2 separate regions of the Homo sapiens genome follow, and region 1 is linked to region 2. A link is a contact called in ENCODE Hi-C data. All regions are on one chromosome and are shown on one strand. The core of a region is the stretch at or near the end of the contact, and the rest is flanking DNA. Distances in the headings are between cores, read along the strand shown. Region 1 overlaps CHRNA7 (cholinergic receptor nicotinic alpha 7 subunit). Region 2 holds the start of CHRNA7 (cholinergic receptor nicotinic alpha 7 subunit).

Region 1 (4,856 bases), core at 1,166-3,665, 100 kb after region 2:
TAAGGCCACCAGTCCTATCAGAATAGGGCTCTACCCCTGTGACCTGATTTAACCCTGGTCAGCTCTTGCTTATCGTTTTTAGCCGTATTACCTCCTTATCGTTTTTCTTGTATTTATGCTGTCATAGCAAGTGGCATTTTTCTGAAAGCATATGCTTAGTTTATTTAGACTTTATATTTATTCAGATTAAGGTTGGTCAATTTCTTCACTCAATCTGAAGGAAAAGCTCTTTAAAAAATCAGCCTGATCATTTTTCAATGAACCTCTGGTGTGGACTTTGGGCATCCGATTGTGTAGGAGGCTCTCAAGGCTGGCTGTTTGCCCAGTCAGCATTGTCACTGGGGGACGAGCTGGCAGGGTGCAATGTTGTTCCCTTCACCTTTGTGTCTCCAAGTGACCCTTTCCTCATAGGGATGAATTTCCACCCATGATGAATAGTCCTTGTGTGCATAGTAATCCCAGTGTCAGAACATCTTCTCCTTCCACTGCTGGGGATAATTAGCTTCCTTTTTCTTTTGTTTCATACATCTGGAGCCAGAAAAGGCATAACAGGTCACATAGTTTAGAAATGGACATACTTTTTAAAAAATTTCATGAGCTCCTTCACGTCCATTTATCTAGGCTACGTAAAACTGTTAGAAGGAATGCCCAGGCTACAAGCTATAAGCAGGCAGGAGGGTGGGGCCCGTGGAGCCCAGCTCTCTCCCACACGAGGCCCTGGGAGTTCAGTCAACCATCCTGGGTCGCAAAAGTCATTACCCAAGAAGGCGGGAGTAAAACTCGTGCTTCTGCCCTCTTGCCCTGTACGAGGTGGGTTGGAACTGAGAAGGCCAGGACCTTCAAAATGCTGCATTCTCCCTGAGAAGTTGGAATTGAAAAAAATAAAATCTACCATCCAGTGCAAGACGATGAAAAAGAAGCATGACTGTTTTAGGCTGTGCTCAGTCAGGGCTCAGAGTCTTCCATGGGAATTCACAACAGATGAGGGAAGGGGTGCCTCCTGGTGCTGGTTTGATATGTCCAGCAGAACCCAGGAAATTCCAGCACCAATTGTAGTGGCATGCAAAGTGGTCTGATCTGTGAGGCTCTGGGCACCTGGCAGAATGGAGTGCAGGGCACCTGGAGAGAAGTCCCCCTCCGGCCAGGTCCACAGGATCTCCATAGACACGGTAGCAACACAGGTTGGGGATTCATTCCAGTATGTCCAGTCAGCAAGGTTCATGTGCCATGAACATGCTCTGCAGATGGTGATTGGGGTTTGAGACATGGGTTTTCTGCAGCCTGACAAATATTCCATGCTCTGATAAGTGTCCAGGTGTGAGGCCAGGTGTGCAGGCAATGCTGTGAGAGGGCAGCCAAGGGCTCTGCCCCTTTCTCTCCTGCGTCCTCCTCCCTCCACATCCATCCTGTCCCACCCCTGTGACTACATGTGGGTTTTTTTGTGTGTTTTTTTTTTTTCTGAGACTGAGTCTGGCTCTGTCTCCCAGGCTAGAGTACAGTGGCGGGATCTCGGCTCACTGCAACCTTCACTTCCCAAGTTCAAACAATTCTTGTGCCTTAACCTCCTGAGTAGCTGGGATTACAGGTGCCCACCACCATTCCCGGCTAATTTTTGTGTTTTTAGTAGAGATGGGGTTTCACCATGTTAGCCAGGCTGGTCTTGAACTCCTGACCTCAGGTGATCCGCCCTCCTCGGCCTCCCAAACTCCTGGGATTCAGGCGTGAGCCACCACACCTGGCCTGCATCTATATTTTTAAGCTCTTGTGCCATTTAGCCTTCATTAATTTTTTTAAGAAAACATTACAGATGAAAACTGTATGAGGAATGAAACACTATAAGAAATAATATGGAAACTCAATTTTTAAAAATCAGCTAAAAATGAACTTCAAATTAAAACACATACAGAAACATCTCACTTTGAGCAAGCATTCACAAACATAGCAAAAGGCAGGTTTGGACTCTTAAACACTTAAGACAATAGAAACTGACAAATGATTTGAAAATAATTACACTCAAGTAAGAATTAAAAACACAAATGAGAGAAACCCTTTAAAAAGCAACTTTGAAAAGAATCAAGTAAAATTAAGAGAGATGAGAAATAATATAGCCATCAAAATTAAAGACAGTGGAGGCATAGAATGTCAGATGAGACACAGTTGAAGGAGCAGAGGCAGTTTCCTGCGTGAATCATAGAAAGCTAAATAGATGGAAAGTAGGAAAGAATGATTTACGGTCGTGCAATAATATCCAACACTTCTGTAGTGCTTCTGTGCACCAGGTCCTGTTTCAAATGCTTTACATATATTAACAACCTTCTGAGGAAAGCGCTGTGATTATTTTCAGATATGACAGCTGGAGCACACTGTGGCCAAGGTCATGCAGAAAGCAGGTCTGGAAGCCTGCACCCCCCAGGAGAGGCTGTGCCTGACAAGGAGGGCTGCTTCCTCTCATGCCGGGGATAGGTGCTCCCATACACACTGGCTAGAATAGTAGAAGGCAATAATAAATTGCATGTGGGAGAAATATTAAAAGATTATTTTCAGAAAACAGGTAAAGTTATGGCTCACATACAGATATAAAAATGAGCATGTTGAAGAATCTATTTGACTCATATCACATGAGGAAACAAAGCAGATGTTCTCAGTTCAATGGGAAAGTCAAACTAGTACAAATTTATATAGAGTAAAGGAATTTCGAGATGAATTCTAAATGGACACAGAACTTGTTTATCTAAAGGGGCAGGAAGTCAAGGCACTACCAATTAAATCACTACTGGGCGACTGAGAACTTCCGCATCTATCAGCTGCTTACGGTCCGCGCACAGTGGCAAAGCAGCTCAGACAGTGAACAGGGCGAGACTTGCTAAGTGAGATCTATGTGCTGTAGGGGACACATCGTTTTCCATTGAAATACAATGATTTTTTTCAACAGAAGCCATGTCCCAAAAGAACAGCTGAGGATGTAATAATATTGATGAAAAACATACATCCTCAGCTTCAGGAGATAAAAGTCTGAGGAAAGATATGTGATAGGAAATGAGCCCAAGACATATTGTGCAAAAAAGCTGCAGGAATGTCCAAAGCCAAAAAAAGATCCTAGAAGCGATGAGAGAAAAATAGATAGCTTGCTAACAAAGAGATGGCAATTAGACTGACTGCAGACCTTTTAAAGGCAACAGTAGAAGCCAGAAAAATAAACGAAAATAACGTCTTTTAAGTATGAAAGGAAATAATTGTCAACCTAGAGTTTTATCCTGAGCTAAACCATTCTTTACCTGATGGGCAAAATCAAGACATTCTCGGGAAAACATATACTAAAGGAGTTTACCGTGCAGGGGCTGTGCTACTATTTTAAAAAACTACCAGAAGACGTTTAGGAACTAGGCATGAGAAGCAGTGAGCGAAGCAATTGGCAAAGATTCAGGTACATGTAAACAGATTTGGTTATATAAAATAATAATGATGAATTTGAGAGTATTAAAAACAAAGTGGGACAGGGCGCAGGGGCTCATGCCTGTAGTCCCAGCACTTTGGGAGGCCAAGGCAAGTAGATCACCTGAGGTCAGGAGTTCGAGACCAGCCTGGCCAACATGGTGAAACCCCATCTCTACTAAAAATACAAAAATTAGCCGGGCGTGGTGGCATGTGCCTGTAGTCCCAGCTACTTGGGAGGGTGAGGCAGGAGGATCGCTTGAACCCAGGAGGCAGAGGTTGCAGTGAGCTGAGATAGCACCACTGCACTCCAACCTGGAACCTGAGTGACAGAGCAAGACTCCATCTCAAAAAAAAAAAAAAAAAGATGGAATTAAAATACTGGAAAATATAGCATGAAATAGTAACTTGGACAGTGCTTGGAGGTAAAACCCTCAGGTGTACTTATATGACTCTGGAAGGCCATGGAGACGTCAGCTTTAAGTGAAATATACAAGGTTAAAGTGTGAGAATAACCACCAGACCAGACACATTAAGAATACTATATTTAACTTCCAAACAAGTAGGGGTCGAATGGGGAAGGGATGAAGAAAACAGGAGAAGGCCGGCGCGGTGGCTGACGCCTGTAATCCCGGCACTGTGGGAGGCCGGGGCGGGCGGATCACGAGGTCAGGAGATCGAGACCATCCCGGCTAACACGGTGAAACCCCGTCTCTACTAAAAATACAAAAAAATTAGCCGGGCGTGGTGGCGGGCGCCTGTAGTCCCAGCTACTTGGGAGGCTGAGGCAGGAGAATGGCGTGAACCCGGGAGGCGGAGCTTGCAGTGAGCCGAGATCCCGCCACTGCACTCCAGCCTGGGCGACAGAGCGAGACTCCGTCTCAAAAAAAAAAAAAAAGAAAAAAAAAAGAAAACAGGAGAAACCTAAATGCAATCCAAGGAGGAAGAAGTCAAAAGCATAACATTAGATGGTAGAAATGAAAACAAATATTACAGTAGACAAGATAAAAGTAAATGGGATGGCCAGCTGGTTAAAACACAGATCTCCCCAATATATCTCTATGCATTTAAATCGAACGATAGACTGTTTAGATGAAACTAAACCATATATACGTAAAGGATGAACGCAAAAAAGGAAAAACAAAAACAGGAACAAAAATAAAATGTGAGTGGCTATGTTTACAACACCCCCCCCCCACACAAACACAGTAAGAAAAACAAGTATAATTAAGGTTAAATAAGGTCAGGTGATAGTGATTTTTTAAAACTAAGGATATATAACAAATCTTACATGTATATATCTAATAAAATTGCTTTGAAGAAAAATTGGTAGAATTTAAAGTTTACTGGATAAGTCCACAATTACAGTAGAAGATTTTAATGTACCTCTTTTAGTAATTGATAGTGTAACAAGGGGAAAAAAA
Region 2 (4,928 bases), core at 8-2,507:
CATGTGTACATTAACAGTAATACATTTAAGACACTTCATGGCAAGGGCAATATACTGCGTTATTCTTCCAAATCAAATAGTTGGGCTCAGTCCCCCATTCCTGCTACTGGGGTACAGTCAAGCTCAGTCACCTTTTGGTGAGCCTTTCCCTAGTTCTTGGAGTCTTAAAAGAATCCCGTGGTTTTCGGCAGTTCAGAAACCCAGGCATTGCCGCTGCGTGGTCCACGGGAGTTGCTCTGGTGGAGCTCGGATGCCCGGGGGCTGCAGGAAAGAAGGTGGCAGCGCCCCCTACGCGGACGCAGGGCGCTGCTGTGCTCAGCAGAAGGGAGCAAATGGGATGGAGCTTCAGCCACCCTGGAAGCCGCCCCTTGGCGCCTTCCTCCCTCCCTTCCTCTTTCCAAAATCAAGCCCCCTCTTCAACATCAAGAACTCTCCGCACTCCCTGGACCTCTCAGAGCCTCTCCTCATTTACTCTTTCCAATGCGCTGGCTCAAAAGAGCCTAGATAAGAACACCAAGTTCTGGCTGTCCTTCCAGCAAAGAGTTAGGAGTTAACTTTTCAATCTTTTTTAATCTCCTTTAAAAAAGAATGAGCCATACATTAGGGTAACCACTGGGAATCCCATCACACACATTGGCGGCATCTCTCCTCCCCGACAGGGTGCCTCCAGCACTTCAGATCCCAGCCGAGAGTCTGGCTGCTGGCGCCCAGCAAACGGTGCGGAAAGCAAACCGGGGCTCGCGGAAAGCGGGAGGAGGGGGGCTTCCTCGGGTCTGTTTTGTCTGGTTGGCAAGACTTCCGAAGCCTGGTTCCCTATAGCTGCCACCCGGTCGCTGGCGTGGAGGAGGGAGTCCGGGAAGACTGGACCCCAGAATTGTCCCGGCTTTCTCCCGAGTGCCCAGCGCAGCTTCTGGCTGAGAGCGGGAGCGGGCTGAGTGGGGACAAAGAACGCAAGGGAGAGGTAGAGCCTGGCCTTGGGCAGCCCCTGGCCTGGCCAGAGGCGCGAGGCCGAGAGCCCGCTCGGTGGAGACTGGGGGTGGAGGTGCCCGGAGCGTACCCAGCGCCGGGAGTACCTCCCGCTCACACCTCGGGCTGCAGTTCCCTGGGTGGCCGCCGAGACGCTGGCCCGGGCTGGAGGGATGGGGGGGCGGGGACGGGGGCGGGGGCGGGGCTCGTCACGTGGAGAGGCGCGCGGGGGCGGGCGGGGCGGGGGCGCGCGCCCGGCTCCTTAAAGGCGCGCGAGCCGAGCGGCGAGGTGCCTCTGTGGCCGCAGGCGCAGGCCCGGGCGACAGCCGAGACGTGGAGCGCGCCGGCTCGCTGCAGCTCCGGGACTCAACATGCGCTGCTCGCCGGGAGGCGTCTGGCTGGCGCTGGCCGCGTCGCTCCTGCACGGTAAAGCCACTGCCTCCCCGCCCTCCACTCCTCCGTGGGATCCCGGGCACATCCCGGGCGCCTCTGTGCGCCCCGCGCCTGGGCCAGGTTTGGGATCTCCCCGCCGCCGGGGAGGGGCAGCGGGGGCGCTGCGGGGGCTGCTTGTCTGGGCTGCACCGGGTGGGCGGCGGGGGACGCCGGCAGGAGGGAGTCGGGGGTACCCCCGCCGGCCTGCCCTGAGCCCCCTGCCCGGGTCTTCTCTCCTTAAGTGTCCCTGCAAGGCGAGTTCCAGAGGAAGCTTTACAAGGAGCTGGTCAAGAACTACAATCCCTTGGAGAGGCCCGTGGCCAATGACTCGCAACCACTCACCGTCTACTTCTCCCTGAGCCTCCTGCAGATCATGGACGTGGTGAGTCCCGCCTGGCTACAGGGCTGCCCTCTCCCCTTCCTGGGCTCCGAGGGGCTTTTTAGACAGCGTCGGGCGGCCAGGCGGTGGAGCTCGGCTGGGGCACTCTAGTTGGCCCCAAGCTAGGCAGGGCCATGCTCTGAGTCTGTCCCCAGCCTGCCCTCTCCTGAGTGTCTCATTTCTCGGTTTCCCCTCCAGCCAAGGAGGGACCTGGTAAAGCTTATTCCATCACCCTGGCCACCTGTGCATGGTTACTTGGGTCCCACCTTTCTCTCAGGTTAGAAACTCAAGCATCCTGAGCTGGGACTCAGTAGCAAGAACAGGTGAAGTTCACTTTTTAATCTCCCTTATGGTGTAAGTGTTGACTTGCATTCCAGCATTGTCAATTTAGCCACTTCTAGACTTTTCTGCCGCCTATGGTATGTAACTTCTTTGGTGGGGGCCTGGCCCTGAGCTTTGCAGCTGGCGAATCTATCCAGGCAGAGGGCAAGAGGGCCAGCTGTGAACTTTCACTGTGACCCCATCTTAGGAATGGGCATGCTTTGCCTTCCTGGTGAGGACAGGTACTGGGAGTCCTGCTCCGAGGACTCAGGGTTCCCCGTCAGGAATACATGTGTCTGTCCCTCCAGGCAGCTGCCATCAGTTCCGTGGGTCTCTTGCCTTGCAGCCTTGCTAGTGCCCACTTCAGTTAGCCAATCTGTGTAAACTTGCCTATTGTTCCTCTATGCTGCTTTGGATATTCAATATTCATGGTATATTCTCCATACAATACAAATACTTCACACAAGTGTTTAATTCATTATAAGTGGGTTTGGTGTCTTGTCTATACGGAGTATCGGATTCTATTGTGGAGCACCCTGGAGTGTGGCAGGGTGGGGCACAGGGATAATAATGTTCATTGGGAGGGAGAGCATGATGGGAAAGAGGTGAGAGAATAGCCACAATTACTGGTTAAAAAAGAAATAGTGCTAAGAGCTACCTGGCAAAGTGGAAAAAGGTAAGAGGTGATATTTCATAATCCTACAAATAAACAGTTACCCGCACTATCATGTTGATGAATGGTATATCACTTAACCTAGTTAAAATTGCCATCATACATTGCCTCCTTTCCAACGCTACACTCGCCTCAAATGTGTTCTTCCTCCTACAGACAGAATCATGCTTTAAAATATTGAATGTATATGTGATGATGTGGAAAAGTTATCATGAGAAGAGCTGTAGGGGAAGGCAGGTTCAGTCTCATGTGTTGCAGAGCAGCAAAAGTTGCTGTTTATGGAGCAGTTCCTCAGTTGCTTTAAAGAGCTCAGGATTTGTACTTGGGATCTTCGGTGGGTTCTGTCTGTGTTGGTTTCTGGATGGCTGCTGTTAGGTAAGTTTCTTAAGCATCTTGAGCCTTGGCTTTCCGGCTAATAAAATGCACACTGTCAGTCATTGTGATCAACTAAAGAATATGGAAACAACTTGAAGAGACCTTAAAGCTAGATATGTGATTATGGTCATTTTCATGCAGAAACCACATGAAAAAGGACCAGGCAGCAGAGCTAACACACCCCGCAAGTGGTGTGTGACAGGGTGAGAAAGGGACAGTAGCCCCCTCTTCCCCCATTTGTCCAGGGTCAACTCCAGCCAGGCTGTCACACTGTTTGTGTCTGCTCCACAGCTGTCTCTCTTGGAGTGGGTGACCCTGTATTGCCTGGATGGGGGTGATGGTGTAGTAGCCCCTCAGTAGAGGAACAGGAGGAAGTCAGTAGAACAGGCTCCTGAGGTTGCAAAGGCTGCGGCAGCACCTTTTGGAGAAGAGACCACTCGCGGAGAAGCTGCAGGCTTTCTTCTGGGAACTTCTTCTTTAAGAGACTCTTAAGAAACCAAGTTATTATGAGGAGCTCTGAGTCTTAGGAGAAGTTTAGGCATAAGTTAGTGTTATACTACATGAACATTTAAAATAACTTTTGTCATGTTAGAAAATTACAAAAATAGCACATTGGCACTTTGTGTCAATGACATTCCAGTGTCCTTAGGAAATGCATGTGAAGAAGGCTGTCAGCAGCCAGAGGTCATGGGAAGGGGGCGGGAGAAAGTTTATCTCTCACCTTAGCCGTGGTATTGGCTGTGAACACATTGAACTTCCCAGCCAGGCAATGCTATGTTCATGGAGTGGCCTTGAACAAACTCACTTACCTTTCTAAGCTCTGTTTTCTCATGTGTTAAATGAGAATAATAATACCTGCTTCAGAGGGTTTTGAGAGGATTAAATGAGAGAAAGTGCTTGCCCACACTGGTGATTCACTGAAGGTCTGCTCCATCTTAATTATGTAACTACTCAACTCAGAGGTCAAGAAGTCCATGCCTAGAAGGGTGTGGTCACATGCCCAAGGTCACTCTGTGATTAGAGGTAGGGCTATGAGGAAAACCAACATCGGACAAGTCCTTTGTCTTTCATCTGCTGCTTCCTTTAGACTTGGTAACTTCGGCAGAACAAAGTCATTTAATTTATTTAAACTGGGTGAATTGTAACTAATTTAATGTGACTTTCCTGAGATCCTGGATGAAGCCGAAGTCTCTATCAGACATAACAAAATATGCAAACATTTGTATTCCAGCCTTACTTGGCTCTGCCTGGTTTTTGAAGCAGAGCCAGGTCTCTCCAGCTGAAATCTCAGCGCTCTGGACAGAGACACAATGGTTCTCATAAAGGCTTCGTGTGGCAAAATCTTGGCTGGTATAGATTCTCTTTACACATTTGTTGCCCATTTTAACTGGACTGTTCTAGAGACCATAGTAGTTGGTTTTCCTACTCCCAAATATTGTTATTGATTGCTTTTGTTTGTCAGCAGAGATTCCTGACTGGAGTGATAGGAAGACACCATATGATGTTACATATTTGATTTTTGTGAAAGATCATTTACTCTTTAATCAATTTATTCCACACATGCTATTGAGCTCCTGTTGTAGACTTTGACAAATTCTGAGAATTAACAGAAAGATGAGGGATTATTTTTCCTTTCAGAGATCTCATGAGCTGGCTAGGGAGATTAAAAAGTAAATCCAAAATTACATGTGATGAAATTTAACATAAATATCTATACAAAGTGCTAGAAAACATTGTGTTCAACTAGAGCAGCTGAGAGTGGCTTCAAAGAGATGGTGGTTA

The links. A loop is a pair of places that touch in the nucleus more often than their neighbours do. Pooled maps may share reads with other maps.
Region 1: a loop to region 2 is called in a map with no recorded cell type, with 2.9 times the contacts of the local background. The contact joins the enhancer-like site here to the promoter of CHRNA7 in region 2. A Hi-C loop is called at or near these places in 1 of 37 single-sample maps with no recorded cell type and 1 of 50 pooled maps.

What each region holds. Positions count from the first base shown.
Region 1 is chr15:32,132,717-32,137,572 of GRCh38, forward strand. The region is part of intron 4 of CHRNA7 (cholinergic receptor nicotinic alpha 7 subunit); the gene reads left to right. Among named protein-coding and RNA genes, the nearest start is that of CHRNA7, 100 kb to the left of the region's middle. Within about 2 kb of position 2,416, at least 2 of the 41 ENCODE cell types and tissues checked have a DNase peak (open chromatin) inside an H3K27ac peak, as active enhancers do.
Region 2 is chr15:32,029,258-32,034,185 of GRCh38, forward strand. CHRNA7 (cholinergic receptor nicotinic alpha 7 subunit) reads left to right here and starts at 1,258. Exons shown (of 10, transcript NM_000746.6): 1 at 1,258-1,392; 2 at 1,641-1,780. The coding sequence starts at 1,338. LOC124903441 reads right to left here and starts at 1,339. Exons shown (of 3, transcript XM_047433397.1): 1 at 1,300-1,339; 2 at 600-1,131. The coding sequence starts at 1,339. RefSeq lists an enhancer at 1,317-1,882.